Regions from separate parts of the Homo sapiens genome. Here region 2 is linked to region 1. The links are chromatin loops, found by intact Hi-C in ENCODE. Cell type or tissue: A673. All regions are shown on one strand. Each heading gives the region's core, and the rest is flanking DNA. Links, peaks and the distances in the headings are about the cores only. Region 1 has its middle 24 kb from the start of ARL14EP. Region 2 overlaps LOC101928338 (a long non-coding RNA gene).

Region 1 (5,390 bases), core at 306-5,305:
TAAAGTGCTTAGCATGTTTGAAAATTGGAACTTGGACTTCTCACCCTCCAGAACTGTAAGAATTAAATTTCTGTTGTTCATAAGCTAAACAGAGAATACTTGGATAATTTTCTCTGTCATCCTATGTTTCATAGCTAGAACTCAATCCTAGGTCAAATGAATATAAATTTTTAATAGCTGTATCTGAATTAAATAACTTGTCAGGCAGTTAAAGGCATATCATTGACTTAAATTTGTGGTTTATAACACTGCTAGCAAAATGAAGTTAAAGCATCAACAGCTCCTGTTCTTCTTCCCTTTTACCCTTACAGGACTCTCAGTTCTGTGGTGTGAAAGAGGGGAAGGTGAAACTGGTTCCTGCCAAACAAAAGGGAACTCAGCACACACCTCAACATTTTCTATATGTCATTTCCAGAAATAATGATGCCAAAAAAAAAATCAAATGCATAATGACTTTCTGATACTTGACAGTGTATTTTATAAAGCTGGATATTCTTAATCATTTGTGATACAGGGATATTTAAATGCTTTCATCTTTTTTGATATTTTAGTGTATTGACATTTTTTAACTTTTTTTCAGTTGAAATTACATAAAAATATAGAGTATATTTGGTTAGACGTTCATAGGTTCACCTATTTCTGAGGTTCCTGCTTCAAAACATCTTTATGGTGATATCGACTTTCTTGAAAAAATACACAGTTCTAAAATTGGATAAATTTAGAGAAATAATTTGGTTTGCTAAACCTTGGCTATTAGCCAAAATTTGGGTGAAAATAAAGTAGGACACTTTAGAAAATGAAATTGTTTTTATACTTTATATGTTAGTCCTTTTAGGCTGCTATAATGAAATGTCATAGACTGGATAGCATACAATCCACAGGAATTTGTTCCCCACAGCTCTGGAGGCTGGGAAGTCCAAGATCAAGATGCCACCAAATTCAGTGTCTAGTGAGGGCACTTCCTGGTTCATAAACAATGTCTCTTTGCTATAAACCTCTCACAGTGGGAGGGGCAGGAGATCTTTCGGGAGCCTCTTTTATAAAGGCACTAATCCCATTCATGAAGGCTCTGTCACCATAAGCTAATCATCTCCCAAAGACCCCACCTCCTAATACCATCACTGTTGGCGTGAGGATTTCAATATATGAATTTTGGGGGAACAAACATTCAGACCCTAGCAGATATTACCACATTTCTTTATTCCACCTTTCCTAATAAGTGGCTATTTTTATCATTTCACAGATGAGGAAACTGAGAGCTAAAGAATTTAGATAACTTGCCTAGGGTCACATAGTTTATCAGTGGAAGAGAAGGGAATCTAAATAGATTGTTTGACGCCAAAGTTCCAATGCTGGTGGATATTTTTCTATTCTTCTTTGACCATTCATCTTATACATGTGAAATTCTTTCTGTTCAGGATTCATTGAAGCTATGTGATTCTGATGACTTAGGTATTATTGCAGTTTGGTTACTTAAGGTGTGTCCTGGAAGTAAAGATTTTGCCCACTTCCATGCCCACCACTCAGCCAGCTCCATAAACATGGATGGAATATGTTTCTCAGCCAATTCTAACATGTCTTTCTGTTTTCGTTCTGAGAAGTCACAGTGAAGAAGGTGTACACTTAGTGACAACAACAGCTATTTATTGTGTGTTTGGATACATAATCGAATTGTACTTTTGTCCTAACTCTTAAAAAGCCTTTGTATCATTGTTCTACCATAAAGACACGACACATGCATGTGTATGCTCATTGCAGCGCTATTCACATTAGCAAAGACATGGAATAAATCTAGATGCCCATCAACAGTGTACTGGATGAAGAAGTGTATTGGGACATATACATGATGGAATACTATGCAGCCATAAAAACAACAAAAAGAAGTGTACTGGGACATACACACGATGGAATACTATGCAGCCATAAAAACAACAGTATCATGCCCTTTGCAGCAACATAGATACAGCTGGTGGCCATTATCCTAAGTGAATTAACACAGGAACAGAAAAGCAAATACCACATGTTCCCACTTATAAGTGGGAGCTAAACATTGAGGACACGTGGACACAAAGAGGGGAACAATAGACACCAGAACCTACTTGAGGTTGGAAGGTGGGAGGAGGATGAGGATCAAAAAACTATCAGGTACTATTATAGACTACCTGGGTGACAAAGATTTGTACACCAAACCCCAACAACATACGATTTACCCATGTAACAAACCTGCACATGTATCATGCGAACCAAAAATAAAAGTTGGAAGGAAAAAATTAAAAAAAAAAAAAAAAAAAAAAAAGTCTTTTGTATCCATCTCCATTGAATGATACCCATCTGTCCAGAAGAGGGCGATATTTTACTACAAACTTCCAGTGAAGCGCTCAACCACTTTGAACAAAAACTATACATTTAGAAAATGAGTATCTTAAGGTAGAGTTGGAGGAGTGCCATTTGTTCAAGTGCTTTTGGGATAAAACGTTTCTTCTAAATATTATGGGAAGAAGAGCAAAATTTCCTCCTTCTTACCCTCCTTCTTATATAGATTGTTCTTTCAATTTGAAATCAAATATTCTACTAAAATACAGTTAAAGTGGAATATTCCAAAACTAGTCCATACTTCAATTATAAGTACTTATAATCCAGAGGAAAGAGCATGGACCTAGGTGTCAGGTGAACCTGAGTCTGAATGCTGTCTCCACTACTTGCTGGCTTTGGGACTTCAGACAAGTTATTTGTTTTCTAGAGGCCTCCATTCCCTTGCATATAAAATGTGGATAGCAATACCTACATTATAGAGATGTATAAACATTAAATGTGTCAGGTTAAGAGCCCAATGCAGGCCAGGAGTGGTGGCTCACGCCTGTAATCCCAGCACTTTGGGAGGCCAAGGAGGGTGGATCACCTGAAGGAATTTGAGACCAGCCTGGCCAACATGGCAAAACCACGTCTCTACTAAAAATACAAAAATTAGCCAGGTGTGGTGGTGGGTGCCTGTAATCCTAGCTACTCGGGAGGCTTAGACACAAGAATCACTTGAACCCGGGAGGCAGAGGTTGCAGTGAGCAGAGATCGTGCCACTGCACTCCAGCCTGGGTGACAGAGCAAGACTCTGACTCAAAAAAAAAAAAAAAAAAAAAGCCGAAGGCAAAGACTCAATAAATGGAAAATTTCTTATTCAATAGAAATAGAGTTGCCAGATAAAATACAGGACATCCAGTTAAATTTGAATTTTAGATAAGGAACAAATAATGTTTTAGTAATACTTGGAACACACCTATGGATATTTCATGAAATATATTTAAAGGTATTTGTTCACCTGAAATCCAATATTAATTGTGTGTCCTGTGCTTTTATTTGCTAAATTTAACAATGTTAAACAGAAAACTCCTTGGCACAGGGGGAAAACTAAACTAAAAATGGCTAGAGACTTCAAAAAACTTAGAATTTATTAGTAAAGGGCTTGACATTTCTAGTAGCTAGGAAAATTAATATATTCAATATTCTAAATTTTTGAATAAGCAGCCAATCTAAGCAAAGTTATGTAAAATTTTTCTTTCAGTAGAGCCTCAGTCATTTCCATTCCTATTGCATTAAACAGTGCTTTGTACATAATACACATTCAATAAATTTTGTTGAGTAAAATATTTTAAAATATGGAGAAAAAGTCATACTTTAAAGAAAAAAAAGCACAAAGCAGGAGGTGAAACTGGCAGTGCAGTCTAATTTGTGTGTTTCTACTTTCTCCCCTTCTTGCCACAATAAAAGAAGGTATGCCCCTCCTTTTTTTTTTTTTTTTTTTTAAGACGGAATTTCGCTCTTGTTGCACAGGCTGGAGTGCAATGGCGCGATCTCGGCTCACTGCAGCCTCCACCTCCCAGGTTCAAGCGATTCTCCTGCCTCAGCCTCTCAAGTAGCTGGGATTACTTTAGTAGAGACGGGGTTTCACCACGTTGGTCAGGCTGGACTCAAACTCCTGACCTCAGGTGATCTGCAGGCCTCGGCCTCCCAAAGTGCTGGGATTACAGGTGTGAGCCACCTCCTTTCTTTCTGATTAAGGAAGGTGAGTTTAACCAAGTAAGAATAAGGTTTGGGAATGAAAGAAGGGAAGAAGAAATAAAGTGTTTTGCTGTGTTTTATTTCCTGTTCAATGGGTTGGAAGTGTGCCACAGAAAGAGGGCCACACCTTGGGGTCTCAGGAAGTGCAGTATCCATAGCTCAGGCCCCACCAGGTGACAACCTTAGGTATTAAAGCAGATGCTGCCCTGTGTGGCAGCCAGCAGTGAGCTCTCAGAACAACACAGCTGTCTCTAGTCTGCTCATCCCTGCCTCCTGTGGGAAATCCTCACCAGGCTGAGCCCAGGACAGCACCAAGGGGAGGAAATAGCTGCAAGTCCTCTCACCTGGCTGGAGTTGGCTTTGGTCTGGACACTCACACCCCAGGTCTGGCTGGGTCAGTTCCCAACAAATGCAGTGTATCAGTTCCATCAACCTGGTCACACCATGCAGATCATTGTGACCGAACAACCAGAAAATGTAAGTGATGACACTTCTTGTGGAAAAGAAATCACCTTTAAATGACAAACACACCTGCCATTGGTGTCAAAAGTAGTGATTTTGTACAATGATGTTCATCACATTTGTAACACCAGAATTTGGTAACTGCTTAATTTTTTAACATGAGAAAAACAATTGGATAGCTAATGGGATATCATTATATATGTTTTATATATTATATTATGTATCAATATAATATAACCAAATAAGTTTTTGGCGAATTTTTAAAGTAATGGGGCAACATTCATAACAATGCTAATTATTTTTAAGGCAGAGTATAAAATAAAAAGAACAATTCCAAATTTGTTAAAAGCAGGAAAACACCCAAAGTGAGAGAGACTCTAAAATAATAATACAAGTTATATTTGACTTCATATGATTTTTCATTTTCTCCATCAAATGTTCTGTAATTTTCAAATTTCCTATACTGAACATGATTACTCTTATAATCATGAAAATATATATAACACTATTAAAAGGTAGTGGAAGTTGTTGGTGCTAATGATTTGTATCTTTTTCTTCTCATATAGCAGATAAGCCATGACTTTTGTGGTTAAATGTTGCAGGACCTTGGATGAATATCTTAACTCTTACCCTCAGTTACTGCATCCTTAAAATGGGAATAATTTAGGGGTTCAGAGGAGCTTCACGCAGTTGATGTGATGATTAAGTGAGGTGATATATGTAAAACTTTGTTTAGCCAGTGCTTCATGCAGAGGAAGCATTCAATAAACTGTAATTATCATTAAAGAGCAGAATATATGAGTCGTTACCTAATTCTAGCCCTCGCTTCCACAAGATTTTTCCCCCATTCCTTCCCCCTTTTTTGCTTCCTTGCT
Region 2 (5,390 bases), core at 134-5,133, 400 kb after region 1:
GGATTTTGCCACTTCTTTGCAGAACAAAGAATGCACACCTACCAAAGGGCTACTTTGCACTCAGCACTGAGTAAGTCACTTTCCAATCAATCATCCCAAAAACCATCTGAAATATTTGTGTTCTTACTTGATCGATGAGGAACTTTACCTTATGCAGTGAAGAATCTAAGAAGAGAGAGGTTCTACCTCAGAGAAGTGAGCCAGACCATGTAGATGGTGGGCTCTCAGGGCAGGTTGGCCAGGGGATCCGTAATGACCTCTCTGTTTATATCGCTACGCAGTAAAAAGAGATGAATCTAAAGGAAACACGTTGTACGTGTAGATAGTAGAATGGCTTCCCAAGAGGGACACTAAGTTACCTTTATTGCTATTACTGACCAGCATTGTCATTTTATAAGTAGATTTGTCTGAGCGCCTTAATGGTAATATAGCTGGGCAAAGGGTTGATTACTTATATTTCATGAGAATAGATGATTAAACATTCTCAACCTAAAGAAATGTTATTATCTTTATTACATTAATATTTTGTTAAAGAAAGAGGATTACAGCATTATTTACAGTTACTGATCTGTGGATTAATAGGAAACACTGCTCTTTAAATATAGTAATAACATGTTAGTTACCAAGAAAACTGAGGCCTGAGAGGTAGAGAAATTCTGATGAACATAAACAAATTGGGTATAAGAATGGAAAGCAAATCATTTTTACGGCAAATGCATCTGAGCAAACCTGGAATAATACTATTTTCTAATTGTCAATAACTGTCACCCCTTGATTACAGATGTTTATAATACATAATAGAAATATATACTATATATTGCCCATTAAAATTGGCAAGCAAAATAGAAGCTCCAGTATTTCAGAATTTCTTGAAAAGAAAATTGGGGGAAGGGGAGAATACACACACATACACACACACACACAGACACACTCACAAAATAAAACATATTATGCCAAGCCCACACTGTAATTTATCAACTGGGAAGGAAATTGGCATGTCTTTTCCTGCTGATTTATTGGTTAATTCCAACAATTCATTGTAGAAAAGGCCACCAATGAATTACAGTGTGGGAAAAAAATTAAGCGGAGCATTTAGAAAGGTGTTTCAGAATACAGCCTTTAGAAACAACTTACATAGCTATTTTATAGCCAGTCCCAAAGCAATTGGTGCATGTGAAATGCAGTATACAGTTACAGAAAATACACCAGAAAATGCCGTGCATAATGCTTCCCATATTTAGAAGAATATGCCATGTCACATGAAGATTAGATTTCTCCTTTATCTTTAAGCTAGAATCATGTAACATTAGATCTCTCTTACTATTTGTTGTAGAAATCATGTTGGAAGGGCAGTAACAAACATGAACTATGTTAGCAAAGTCAGTGATGGACACTGCTTTAGTGATAGAGACATTCGTCTTTTAGTCCAAAGGGGATAGAAACTTTCATGGGGTGGAACAAAATGCTGAAATTTTGCATTACAAAAATCAGGATACACTACCATCCATCCTGTGTCCCAGCTCTAACCCCAAGGATCTAAGGCTAATAGAAGAAGGGAATTTCTCCATTAACAATTCCATTTCTAATTTCTCAAACCTGGTTTAATCAGCTGGTTGCCCCTCTTTGTTTTCAAAAAGGAGTCTCTGAAATGATTAAAGATACGTGTGATGGTTAATTTTATGCATCCGCTTGGCTGGGTCTTAGAGCACAGATATTTGGCCAAACATTATTCTAGATGTTTCTCTGAGGTTTTTCTTTGTTTTTGTTTTTTGGATGAGGTTTATATTTAAGCTGGTAGATTTTGAATGAAGTAGATTACCCTTCATAGTATGAATGGACCTCATCCAATCAGTTGAAGGCCTGAATAGAACAAAAGACTGACCTCCCTGAGCAAGAGAGAATTCTGTGGCAGGCTGCCTTTGGACTTCAACTGCAACATCAGCTCTTCCCTGGGTCTCCCACTTGACAGCCTTCGAACTTGAACTGTAGCATCGGCTCATCCTGGGACTCCAATCTGCCAGACCACAGCAGATTTTGGACTTGCCAGCCTCTATAATCACATGAGCCAATTCCTTAAAATAAATATCTCTCTCCAGACACACACATTTTATTGGTTCTGAATAATACACTCTTCATAGTCTTCTTCTTGTTATTATTCTTCAGTGGGAAAGGAGGATAAGAGCAAGTATATACTGAGTGCTTACTATGTGCCAAACATTATGTTTATTTATTTACTTGTTTATTTTTAGAGACACCATTGGCTCCTCACAATATCTCTATGAAAAATGTATTATCTCTAACATATAGATAAGAAAAAGGAGACCCAAGGGGATTAAGCTACTTTCCAGTGGCCACATATCTTGTGTGGAGCCTCTGTGGAGATGTCTGACTCCAAAATCTATATATATTACGTTTATTTGAGTGAGTACTTTTTCTATTTTTATGCTGTTTTCTCATGTGACATGATAGATACTGCTAGAAGCACATCTATATACTAAAGTGCTCCTTTGTAGAGTGAAAACCACCATTTTTTTAGACCTACTATGCACTAGGCACTGTGCCACTTTTCCTATATCATCTCTAATCCTCATTTTAACCCTGTCAGCGAGGTAAAAGCACTTCTATTTGACACCCAGGGCCACTGAGGCTTAGAGAAATCATATAACAGACCCCAGGTTACACAGCCAAGCTGGGGTTCACCCCTGGGTTTATATGATTCCAAAATCCACCCTGTTAACTCCTACACTATGCCTCATGCTCATTTCCTAAGGATTCTGCATCAGTGTGTACCCCTAAATCATAACCCTTGGTTTTCAGACAAAAGAGCTTCCATGTTGTCGAATTTTTTTCTCACTGGCTCAAGGAAACAGCAGAAGGGTTTCTATCCTGCAGCATGCTATTTTCTGAATGGAAAAGAAAAAAAAAAACCAGAAATGTTTCCAAAAGAAAGTACAGAATATGTGCTATAAATTCTAACATGGTCTTTCTATTGACAGCAGAGTCTAGGGTTGCCTGAGCCACAACACTCTACTTTATGTTGCAGCAGCAGAGACTTCACAGCAGGACTCCTTAAGTCTTTCCGGTTTGCTCCTACAAAGTGATCAATAAGCATCCTCTTTCCCTTTTTTTTGTCCCTTTTGGTTGTGTTTACTTGGTCTAAAAAACAAAGAAGGGGAAATAAGCCCCTTGTTGGGGGGTTTTCCCTTACTTGCCCTGTTTCCTAATCACACCAGGACGTTATTGTCCAAAGCCACATTCACATTTAGAAATAAAAGAGAAATGGAATAAAACTTCAAGAAAAAGATACGAAAATGATGCTGCAATAAACGTGAATTCCTGTGGATAGGCAAAATGTGGATACTCCTTCTGGATATTTGTAAATGGACAGAGAAACCTGTCTTGCCTCAGAAACTCAGAAGCAATGATGTGCTTCTTGATGTATATGCCTCTGTAGACTTCAGGAAGGTGAGCCCATTTTTTACTGAGGGAGAGTGACAGAAATCTATCAACCTGGCTTATCATCCCACAATTACAGCAATTTATAGTGTGCTTCTTGCAAGGTCACCTGCATCTGCAACCAAACAAAAGCACTCTCTCTGCCTTTGTTTCAAAGCGACCTAATGTGCTCCCTGCAACTTAAGTTATCCAGGATATTTTTCAATTAATTTGCAGTCACTTAGCCTTAGCATCACACAAGCCTGGCATATATCACATTTTTCATTGGCTGGAAATACCGGAGTGTCTCAACCCCCCTGTTTCAGAAGAACTGCTTTTCCTTTTTCTTTTAAAGTCACTTCATTCAGCTTTTTTTTTTCTCTTGAGTTAAGGAACTTGTTGTGAGAAAAAAAAATTCTTTGTAATTTCAAGAAGGAGTTTTCCATTCTGATAAGCTGCCTATATTTTTCTATCACCGCCCGAAATTGTCTGAAGCAATTAAAAGCATGGCTAATTCTTCTGAAAGGAGGTTGAAACCTCTGCATTCCGAAGGAGACTCTTCTGATACAGCATCGGGCACCAGAGTCTGGGTCTTCAACCCCCAGTGGGAATGTGTGGAGACAAGGACTGAAATTTTTAGGTCAAAAATGCACTCATGGACATTTATTATAAGAGAACGAACTAGAATTCTTAGTAGTAGGGCCTTTCCTTCTCCACCCTTGTCTGTCTTCAGTGTTTTGCTTTCCAGAAAATCTTTTTTTATGACAACTGGTTGCAGTGCCCGCCTGGCCTCCCTGTGCTGCTGGCTCCAGTGGCAGGAGCTTCTGGTCTGTTTTCCAAAGCGCTAAACTCATCTGATCATTTTCCATCTCACAGTGCAGGTTCTCAGAGACTCACAAATCCATCATCCTGTTGCCCTTCAGATACGAGGAGAAATGTGTCGTTCAAACACCTCCTTGCTGAGAAGCTTTTTCAATCTATTCGACCCACTGGGGCCACAAGGAAGGTTTTACTTTTTCTCTTTTCCAATCCCCAACCCCACCACTGTCCTGCCCCACTGTTCCCCTGTCCCCCCCACCCATTTCAACTTTGACTCGCTTTCTCTGTGATTTTTTTCTGTCATCTTCTCTCAGCGCTTTGTGGGGCAGTGTAGCTGTGTGGTTTGGAGGCAGTATGGGCTATAATGTCAGACCCATCTGAATGTAAATCCTGGCTTCGTGACTGAACTTCTGCCTTCTCTGTCTCTCCATTTGTAACTGTTCCTCCTTCACAGCAAAGGTGAACTCGGATATGGAAAGTGCTTAGTACAAGACATACTCACATATTTTTAACAAACATAAATGGTAGAAATTAATCTTTACTCAGGCACTTTTCCTCTAATCTCTTTTCTTCCTCTGCTTTTTGTTTTATTTGCGTTTTTGTGAAATCACAGGTTGCATGCCCTGTTATTTAAATTAAAATACTTACCACTAGTGAAATGGATGCCAAAAATCTGGGAAACAAAGCACACTGTGCAATGTATGAGTTTTACAGTGGAGAAAACTGACACCCCTGGACATACCCTCAAGATCAGAGCTAGGTTTCTTTTCCTCTCTCCTGGGTCTTGTCAGATGGAGGCAATAATAGGACAGACTGTTTTGGAGTGTCTAGGATTGGCAGACCAGCTGTTCCTGTGAAATGTAATTGGTGCCACAGATCTGGATGAGCAATGAATGAAGTCCAGGGAGTTAAGTAGGCAGGGCTGGGGAAGGTGGGCAGCATCATGAGGTGGGCAGCATCCGGTTGCTGAAGTAAATCTTCCTTCCCTAAGCCAAGATGAGCAGACCTAAGGATGCTGATTCCAGGGAGCAAAATGTTTGCTCTCATCTCTGTTATTTCCTTTGGGTTATATGCACTCCTAGCTCCATATGTGACCACAGTAGCCAGAAACTTTGCATATTTACAAGCATACACAG

Evidence for each region. Peaks named below come from ENCODE experiments on the same cell type or tissue, not always from the same donor. Only the 100,000 strongest peaks of a DNase experiment are listed, where the experiment ranks them.
Region 2: it touches region 1 in a loop (2.6-fold over the local background); 1 of 110 quality-filtered maps calls a loop at or near these places.

Annotation. Positions count from the first base shown.
Region 1 is chr11:30,343,941-30,349,330 of GRCh38, forward strand. No RefSeq gene overlaps it. Among named protein-coding and RNA genes, the nearest start is that of ARL14EP, 24 kb to the left of the region's middle. In A673, for the core only: a CTCF peak has its summit at 2,335 (motif pointing right); a DNase peak (open chromatin) is centred at 2,361.
Region 2 is chr11:30,746,366-30,751,755 of GRCh38, forward strand. The region is part of intron 2 of LOC101928338 (a long non-coding RNA gene); the gene reads left to right. Among named protein-coding and RNA genes, the nearest start is that of LINC02859, 14 kb to the left of the region's middle. In A673, for the core only: no CTCF peak of the experiment used is centred there; a DNase peak (open chromatin) is centred at 3,096; H3K27ac peaks cover 2,208 bases.